Regions from separate parts of the Homo sapiens genome. Here region 1 is linked to region 2. A link is an interaction called in ENCODE POLR2A ChIA-PET data of the cell type or tissue named here. Cell type or tissue: PC-3. All regions are shown on one strand. Links, peaks and the distances in the headings refer to the core of each region. The heading gives the core; the rest is flanking DNA.

Evidence for each region. Peaks named below come from ENCODE experiments on the same cell type or tissue, not always from the same donor. Only the 100,000 strongest peaks of a DNase experiment are listed, where the experiment ranks them.
Region 1: POLR2A ChIA-PET joins it to region 2 with 12 read pairs; 3 of 35 experiments call an interaction of 5 or more read pairs at or near these places.

The regions. Positions count from the first base shown.
Region 1 is chr4:183,404,906-183,409,548 of GRCh38, forward strand. No RefSeq gene overlaps it. Among named protein-coding and RNA genes, the nearest start is that of CDKN2AIP, 37 kb to the right of the region's middle. RefSeq lists enhancers at 2,489-2,668, 2,905-3,743. In PC-3, for the core only: CTCF peaks have their summits at 2,364 (motif pointing left) and 2,571; no DNase peak of the experiment used is centred there; H3K4me3 peaks cover 1,095 bases.
Region 2 is chr4:182,863,460-182,868,102 of GRCh38, forward strand. No RefSeq gene overlaps it. Among named protein-coding and RNA genes, the nearest start is that of DCTD, 52 kb to the right of the region's middle. In PC-3, for the core only: no CTCF peak of the experiment used is centred there; a DNase peak (open chromatin) is centred at 2,232; H3K4me3 peaks cover 377 bases.

The sequences.
Region 1 (4,643 bases), core at 216-4,215, 540 kb after region 2:
TTAGAGTGAGTAGGAGGGAGGAGGTAGAGCCGGTGGGTGCTCGCAGGCAAGCCCATCCTAAAGCTTGTGGAGAAGGGAAGGGAAAAGGTATGAAGCAGACAAGGGGGAGGTGGAGGGCTAGGGAAGATCTCTAGTTTCTAGGATAGTTTGGTTTTTAAGAATGAAGTTGCTGGCCAGGTGCGGTGGCTCACGCCTGTAATCCCAGCACTTTGGGAGGCTGAGGCGGGCGGATCACAAGGTCAGGAGTTTGAGACCAGCCTGGCCAACATAGTGAAACCCCGTCTCTACTAAAAATAGAAAAAATTAGCTGGGCGTGGTGGCGGGCGCCTGTAATCCCAGCTACTTGGGAGACTGAGGCAGGAGAATCGCTTGAACCGGGGAGGCGGAGGTTGCAGTGAGCCGAGATTGTGCCATTGCACTCCAGCCTGGGCAAAGGGCGAGACTTTGTCTCAAAAAAAAAAAAAAAAAAAAAGAATGAAGTTGCTAAGCAAGTTTATTCAAGAGAACAGCTGAGAGGAGGGGCTGACCCTAAGGCCTGGTCCCTGGACCGTCTCCTGGTCCAGAATGCAGGAGCTGTCCCTGAGCAACCGTGGACATGCTGGGGGCTGAAGGGACCCACGGGGTGCAGGGAGCCAAGCAAGGAAGGAAGTGCCTAATCAAAGGACTGTGTTAGCGCCTTCCGTGCCCGCGTGCAGGAGGGGCTGTGGGGCAGCAAGCCTTCGCCAGGCCACGGGCCTGGAAGCAACATGTGCCTGCAGCTGAGCTCTAACTCTTAACTCAGATGGTCTTCTACAGACCAATAAAAATAGCATTTTCCAAAAACAGGTTGATTACCCCTTATCTAGAATGCCTTGGGCGAGAAGTGTTTTGAATTTTGGATGTTTTTTGGATTTTTAAATATTTGCATATACATAATGAGATATCTTGGGGATGGGATCAAAGTCTAATTCATTTATGTTTCATATACACCTTATACACATCATCTGAGGGTAATTTTATAAAATATTTTAAAATAATTTTATGTAGGCCAGGCACGATGGCTCATACCTGTAATCCCAGAACTTTGGGAGGAAGAGGTGGGAGGATCACTTGTATCCAGGAGGTGGAGGTTGCAGTGAGCCAAGATCGCACTACTGCACTTCATCCTGGGCAACAGAGCGAGACTCTGTCTCAAAAAATAAAATAAAGGCCGGGCGCGGTGGCTCACGCCTGTAATCCCAGCACTCTGGGAGGCCGAGGTGGGCAGATCACGAGGTCAGGAGATTGAGACCATCCTGGCTAACACGGTGAAACCCCGTCTCTACTAAAAAATATAAAAAATTAGCCAGGTGTGGTGGCGGGCGCCTGTAGTTCCAGCTACTCGGGAGGCTGAGGCAGGAGAATGGCGTGAACCCAGGAGGGGCAGCTTGCAGTGAGCCGAGATCGCACCACTGCAGTCCAGCCTGGGCGACAGAGTGAGACTCCATCTCAAAAAAATAAATAAATAAATAAATAAAATAAAAATAAAGGGTAGCTTTTGGCTACCCAGGGCACACTGCCTATGGGGTAGCCCTGCTCCTCAAGGGGCAGTTAAAAAAATAAAAAGGAGGCCGGGCGCGGTGGCTCACGCCTGTAATCCCAGCACTTTGTGAGGCCGAGGCGGGTGGATCACGAGGTCAGGAGATCGAGACCATCCTGGCTAACGCGGTGAAACCCCGTCTCTACTAAAAAAACACAAAAAAATTAGCCGGGCGTGGTTGCGGGCGCCTGTAGTCCCAGCTACTCGGGAGGCTGAGGCAGGAGAATGGCGTGAACCCGGGAGGCGGAGCTTGCAGTGAGACGAGATCGCACCACTGCAGTCCAGCCTGGGCGACAGAGCGAGACTCGCAAGGACAGAAAACCAAACACCGCATGTTCTCACTTATAGGTGGGAATTGAACAATGAGAACACTTGGACACAGGAAGGGGGACATCACACACCGGGGACTGGCGAGGGGTGGGGGGAGGGGGGAGGGGGAGGGACAGCATTAGGAGATATACCTAATGTAAATGAGGAGTTAATGGGTGCAGCACACCAACATGCCACATGTATACATATGTAACAAACCTGCACGTTGTGCACATGTACCGTAGAACTTAAAGTATAATAATAATAAATAAAAAAGAAAAAAAAAAAGATGTGCTCTATTCTTTCTTTATGTAAAAGAGAGCAAACCTGGCCTATCCACGCTGCAAGTGGTTGTGGAGGGGCTGGCCCGCGCCCCTTCCGCGCAGTCTCCTTCCGCGTCACCTCTGTGACCGCTGTGCCCAGTCGGGCCCCACAGAAGCGGCAAGCGACGTCCTCAACCGCAATCTCGGCTCCTCGGGCGCCACCCAGTGGCCTCGGGGCGGAATCGCGGGCGAGCTCGGAGGGGCTCGGGGTGGCGGGGCGCAGCGCGGCGCCTGTAAAACAACCCTTTGTCTTCAGAAGGCGCTTGTCCTGCCAAAGCAAAGCACCGTGCTTTACAGCTACTGGAAGAGCAGTCCTGAGAAACAAAGCCCCGATTTTTTATAGCCACCGGGGAAACCAGAGCCCACTTCCTTCCTCCAGGACCAGGGCTTTATTGATGCGGATCATCTTGTTTCAGGGCTGACCTGCTGCCATCCCTCCAAGAGAGACAGGAGAAAGATTGAAGCTCTCTCAGGGAATTCATCAAAGGTTTTTCTGTTCAGGTTACCAAACTGTTACAAAGAACTCTCTTATGGATCTCTTTCTCTTTCTTTTCTTTTCTTTTTCTCTTTCCTTTCTTTCTTTTCGTTCTTCCTTTCTTTTCCTCTTGCTTTCTCTTTTTCTTTCTTCTTGCTTTCTCTTTTTCTTTCTTCCTTCTCTTTCTTGCTTTCTCTCTTTTTTCTTTCTTCCTTCTTTCTTTCTTCTTTCTCCTCTTCCTTCTTTCCTTTCCTTCCTTCCTTTCTTTCTTTTCTTTCATTCTTTCCTTCCTTCCTTTCCTCTTTCTTTCTCTTTCTTCTTTCTTCCTCTCCTTTTTTTCTTTCTTTTCTTCTTTCTCTTCTTCCTTCTTTCCCTTCCTTCCTCTCTCTCTTTCTCTTTCTTTCCTTCCTGCCTTTTTCCTTCCTTCCCTTTCCTTCCTTTCTTTTTCTTTCTTTCTTTCATTTTTTTCTCTCCCTTTCTTTTCTTTTCTTTTTTTTTTTGAGTTTTTAAATAACACTGAGCGTGATCTGCCCTTCCCTGCACAGCTGAGAGGAAGAGACTTGGGGGTACGTGATGAGTGACACCTTTAGTGCCCTTCTGTGCCCTCCTGTCAGGGAGGGAAACAGCTTCTGCCTCTGGGGGGGAGATGCCAGGAAGCTCAGCACGGGACCAAAGGGGGCCCAGGTGAGGAGGGTGTTTGGGGCGGGGAGCCAGTAGGCACCATGGGCCCTGGTCTTCTTCAGGCCTCGGTGCCCACCGTCCCCCACTCCCCCAGACAGCCATGCATCCAGGTGCTGTGACCAAGTGAGGCGATACAGTGGGTGCTAGACCATGAATTCAATTTCTCCTAAAGGAATTCAGGAGAAACCATGTCAGAATAAAGGTTTCACCAAATTCAAGAATGAAAACTCCGAACCAATTATTAGCCAAAGACGATGATGCAGGGAAGGTGGCCTTCCCAAGCAGGGGGGTTGCGTTGAAAGTTCTGCTGTGAGCGATCAAGTTACTTAACCCTCTGAGGCTCAACCTCCTCTGCTAAATGGGGATGTCAATGACACCCACTTCATAAGACTGTTGTGAGTTTTTATTGAGGTGATATACATTTAACGGTGATCAATTTTACTCATAGACTTGAGTATTAAAAAAAGTGCCACATTCAGAATGTTCCCAAATCATATTAAATCAGCTTGCCTGTATGGTGAGAAATTCAATCCGTTGAATTTGAGGTGTCCTTCTTGTCTCTAGGATCACATGAGAGTCGTTGGTAACCCTGTCGTGTCCAGAAAGCCAGTGCTGGGCCTTTAGCTCTAGTCCATCAGGGTAATGCCAAACCCCGGCCCAGCCCAGTCCCTAAGACTGACAGCCATGGAGGGCAGGGCCAGGCCTCCCAGGGCCCCCTCCCAACCAAGCCCTCTGGGTTACTTCCTCCTTCCTGAGGGGGCTGAGTGTGGGCTGGTGGGGCAGGGCTTGTCTTTATTACTAGCAGAATACACACACACACACGCACACACACGGACACACACGCACGCACACATCTATTCCGCTGCCAGCCTTAGGAGCTGTCTCCAAGACTCTGGCACTCTGCACCCTCCACCTCTTGCCCTCCAAGGGCTCTGTCTTGTGCCCTGAAGGAGAGATTTCACACAATCCCCAACATGAGGCTGGAGAGCCCAGTACTTGGGATGGCAAAGGAGAAACAAAGACAACAGCAAGAACGACAACGTGGAAAACACAGATTAATTCCTCAGTGAATCACCCTGTAAAACCATAGCACATGTACAAGGCAAATCCTCAGTAACTGGGAATTGTCATCGATGTAAGAGGCTGGATTGGGGACACATAAACTATTGTCATTAGTGCTGTATTATTGCTGTGCTGCGGCCTACTCAGCTGTTCCTTTTGTTGTATGGACCTACCTGCCCATTGGTGCCCTACTGGTCTGGATGTAGGCTCTGGATAGCAGAGAGCAGCTTGCTCA
Region 2 (4,643 bases), core at 377-4,376:
GGCTAGTCACTAATTTTAGTGTGTGGCCTTCATATTTCTGTTTCTTTGCAATGCAGGCAATTGACTAAATCACCTTATGGTTTCCTGCTCTTTGTCTGGATTGACGGATTTGGGCAAGTTTCCCCTCCAGCCTCCAGGCTGCAGAGCCCTTCCCTGCTCTCCTCTGGCAGTCACCACCCACCTCCTTCTTTGCTCATTCATGCCTCCTCCAGGCCTCAGAGAGGACACCCTCTCCGTGAAGTCCTCCCTCTGCCTCGACCACACCCCAGCGCCAGCCTGAGCTGAGTTCCTCCTGGCAGCCGTGCCCCCACTTCCCCTCCAGAGCACTGCCCCTTCTCCTGGGCTCCACAGAGAGGGCAGGGACTGTGGCTGTGTTTCCCTCACCAGCCGGTACATGGTGTGACACACAGCAGGTCCTGGTGATGGAAGAAGTACACAATGCTTGGGTCACGACTGACCTAATGAAGAGGTTCACCCAAAGGGAATGAGCCCCTTCCCTAATTTCATGGGTCTTCAATGAAACCCAAGCCCACAAAGGCTTTTTAGTGGACACAGGCTGCTTTAAAGGAATCAATAAATCAATTTCCAGGTTCTCAACTTCCTAAAATTGATCTGCCAAGAATGTGCCAGCATTCTGCAGGGTCGTTTCCCCTCCCCACCCCCTTCCACAACAGTCTTCTCTATGAACAGAAGAAAGTCCTTCCTCTCACCCATCCTGAATTGCCTTGGGGTGCAAACACCTCTAGGACACTAAAAAAGAGACAATTCCTGAATACACTATTCTTGAGGACTCTTTAAGGTCAAGGCAGGGAGAGCTTCAGAAAGACCCTTGAGGCCCGGCACGGTGGCTTACGCCTGTAATCCCAACATTTTGGGAGGCTGAGGCAGGTGGATCACTTGAGATCAGGAGTTCAAGACTAGCCTGGCCAACAGGTGAGACACCGTCTCTACTAAAACTACAAAATTTAGCCAGGTGTAGTGGTGGGTGCCTGTAGTCCCAGCTACTTGGGAGGCTGAGGCGGGAAAATCGCTTGAACCCAGGAGGCAGAGGCTGCAGTGAGCCGAGATCACGCCACTGCACTCCAGCCTGGGCAACAGAGCGAGACCCTGACTCAAAAAAATAAAATAAAATAAAGGAGAGAAACAAAATACCATATGCAAGAAAGGAAATCTTTTAACATGATTTAAACTTATAACAAAAAATTGGACCTGTTTACCTAAAAATGTATGAAGTGATACATAGTTTTTCAAAAATTATTGTAGGGTCTATACAGGAAAATAGATTGGGGCCACTGCATGAATTCATAGGCAAGGGGTGCCAGACTGGGGAGGAGCACAGCCTCCTGCCATCTCCCGAGGAGGAGTAGTGCAGAGCTGAAAAGCCCGGGAGGATAGATGAGGGAGAGACCTCAGATTCGAAGGGCCCCTCCTTACAGATTGTGGGACACGCACATTTGCTTCCCCACCAGACCTCCGTTTTCTGCCTGTTCAATATTTTAAAGGTGTTTCTTTGGATTTGTCGTTGAGTCTACAGAACAGAGAGAAGTGAAAACCTTTTTAAAAAGGAAAGGAGAGAACCTTTTAAAAAGGAAAGGAGAGGTCTAGAAAGACTGAGAAAAGCATTTGGGGACTGCAGTGAGAATGAACAACAGAAATCAAAGTAAGAGGGAAATTAAAAGAACGAAGAAATGTAAAACGACAAGAACAACAGCAAGTTAGTGATTTCTCTAAAATGCATCTTGTGAGAAGAAAGCTAGGCTTTCTTTTTACAGGAACTCAGGAAGCTGTGAATTCAGGGGGATCCTAGACTTGAGTAGAAAAACAATTACCTCTTATTTTCACTAACCTCTAGCTGAAACTTAGCATTTCCTTTAATTATAAATGTGGCCACTGAACCACAGTAGTATTAGCAGTTCCTGTGGTTTGTTCCCAGTAGAAATCACAGATATTTTCATATCCCATTACCAGTCGCTGCAAATATCTTGAAATATTATTTACCCTTATCACTACTTCAAAGTTATGGTGGTTATTAAACCTGCATGAGATCTTGTTATGTAACACATTAATAAAAAGCACATATATACTCTATCACAAATGGGTTTTTTAAAATATTGATAATTGTATATCAATATAATTGGTTTTCATTGTAATCCTCTGTGTTTTTTTAAGAGACAGCATTTCCCTCGGTCGCCCAGGCTGGATTGCAGTGATGTCATCATAGCTCACTGTAACCTGAAACTCCTGGGCTCCCTCCTCAGCCTCCCAAGTAGCTCGGACTACGGGAATACATTACCATGTCCAGCTCATTTTCTTTTTTTTTTCGAGACGGAGTATCGCTCTGTCCCCCAGGCTGGAGTGCAGTGACACGATCTCGGCTCACTACAAGCTCCGCCTCCCGAGTTCACGCCATTCTCCTGCCTCAGCCTCCGAGTAGGCTAGGACCACAGGTGCCCGCCACCACGCCTGGCTAATTTTTTTTTGTATTTTTAGTAGAGATGGGGGTTTCACCGTGTTAGCCAGGATAGTCTCGATCTCCTGACCTCCTGATCTGCCCATCTTGGCCTCCCAAAGTGCTGGGATTACAGGCGTGAGCAACTGTGCCTGGCCAAATTTTCTTAATTTTTTTTTGTGGAGACAAGAGTCTTGCTGTGTTGCAGGCTGGTCTTGAACTTCTGGACTCAACTGATTGTCCCACCTCGGCCTCCCAAGCGCTGGTATTACAGGTGTGAGCCACTGTGCCTGGCTGATATTTAATACAATACTATGCACTTAAAAACATTGTTGTAAAACAGTGTCCATAGACTGCAAAAGGGGTCCATGGTGAAAAAAATTTTTTAAGAATCCCTGCTTTAAACCCATACTCCAGAAACTTTCTATCTGTTCATGGTGATAGCAGGCTGCGGCGTCTACAGGGAGTGAAAACTCACCGCCCACACTAGAGAAGTGGCATGAGTTAGGCTGAGGGCAGCAAACGCTCTCCCAGAGACCTGCTGGCTACACTCTGGGTCTCAGTGAAGAGGGCAGCATTTCCCGTGTTTAGCAAATGCACCAGCCTCAAACACAGGCATGCCGCTCGCTCTCCAGCTTCTTCTAACCCACGATTCAAGCCCCTGGAGAAAAGCAGTCCCAGAGCCCCAGGTTTCTCCCCAAATCTCAAGTACCACAAGGTGTTGCACCTCAGCAAGGACCTTGGGTGGCACATGTGAGTTTGAATCCCGCTGCGTAGCCTCCCTTCAGCTTTTGCGCAATTTGGCATCTGGAGTAACCAGAGAGAACTGACCCCAACTCTATCCTCAACTTGCACCAGCAAATGGGCCCTAAACAAAAGTCTCTGGAAGTCGACAGCCTGGACCTATCACCATGATTCAGTGAGACCAGCAGCATGAATTATCTACTAAAACACAGTAATGCTAATTTTATCCCTGTCATTTCCCTGCTTGAGGAAACAAGGAAAACTCAGTTCTTTGGGAGGGGTCAAGGGAACAAGAAGAAGCCATTTTTCTCAGGAAGCCCTGGGGAGCAGTGCAGAGACAATGAACTTGGAAGTCAGACCCCGGCGCTCGCTCAGTATGGGGGCCCAGGGAGAGTTCATAAACTTTCCCAGCCCCAGTCCCCTCATCTATAAAATCATGTCTGACCTGCCAGAGTGCTTGAAGATAAAAAAGCCCACCCGCATGGTGCTCTTCCCTTCCTTCATAATAAAACAGAGGGATTCCTCACCAAGGAAGGCGGTGAGAAGTATCTTTTTCAAGAGAAAAAAACGGCAAAACTAATAAAATTGTGTGCTTGTCAGGAGCAAAGCTAGCCTTTCTTCCTCTCTCTCTGACTTTGGTTGAACTTGAAATGCTGTAGCAATGCTGCCTGCCTCTCTCTTCTGCCAGAAATCTTCCAGGTTTTTTGGTCTAGAATCAGCCAGACCTTGCTGAGCATCTGAATATTTGCTAACACCACAAAGCAGAAAATCTGCTCAATAAGCCTGTCTTAAGCAGGGGCTCTGGCCTGGGGTTCAGAAACCAGGGTCCCTGAGCTTTGGGGAGGGAGAAAGAGGCTCAGAGCTCCCAGGCACTGATACAGTCAGGGGATTCAGAGGTCCCAGATCTGTCAACTGGGGCAAGCAAAGTTCCCCCAAATTTAAGGCACCAACATTTTGCCAGCTTTTTATCTACATTAGCAAGCAACAATAAGTTTTTAATCAGTCATTATAAGTTATTTTATTTCCTTTTTTTTTTTTAAGCTACAGAGTCTTGCTCTGTTGCCCAGGCTGGAGTGCAGTGGCATAACTGGAAGCTCAAGTGATCCTCCTGCCTCAGCTTCCAAGTAGCTGGGACTACAGGTGCTTCCCAAGTAGCTGGGACTACAGGTGCTTCCCAAGCAGCTGGGACTGCAGGTGCTTCCCAAATAGCTGGGACTACAGGTGCTTCCCAAGCAGCTGGGACTGCAGGTGCTTCCCAAGTAGCTGGGACTACAGGTGTGCACCACACGCCAGGCTAATTTTTAAATGTTTTTGTAGAGATGGGGTCTCACTATGTTTCCCAGGCTGGTCTTGAACCCCTGGGCTCAAGTGATCCTCTCTCCTCAGCCTCCCAAAGTGCTGGGATTACAGGCATGAGCCACCACGCCTGGCCTTAATTCAGTTTTCTTAT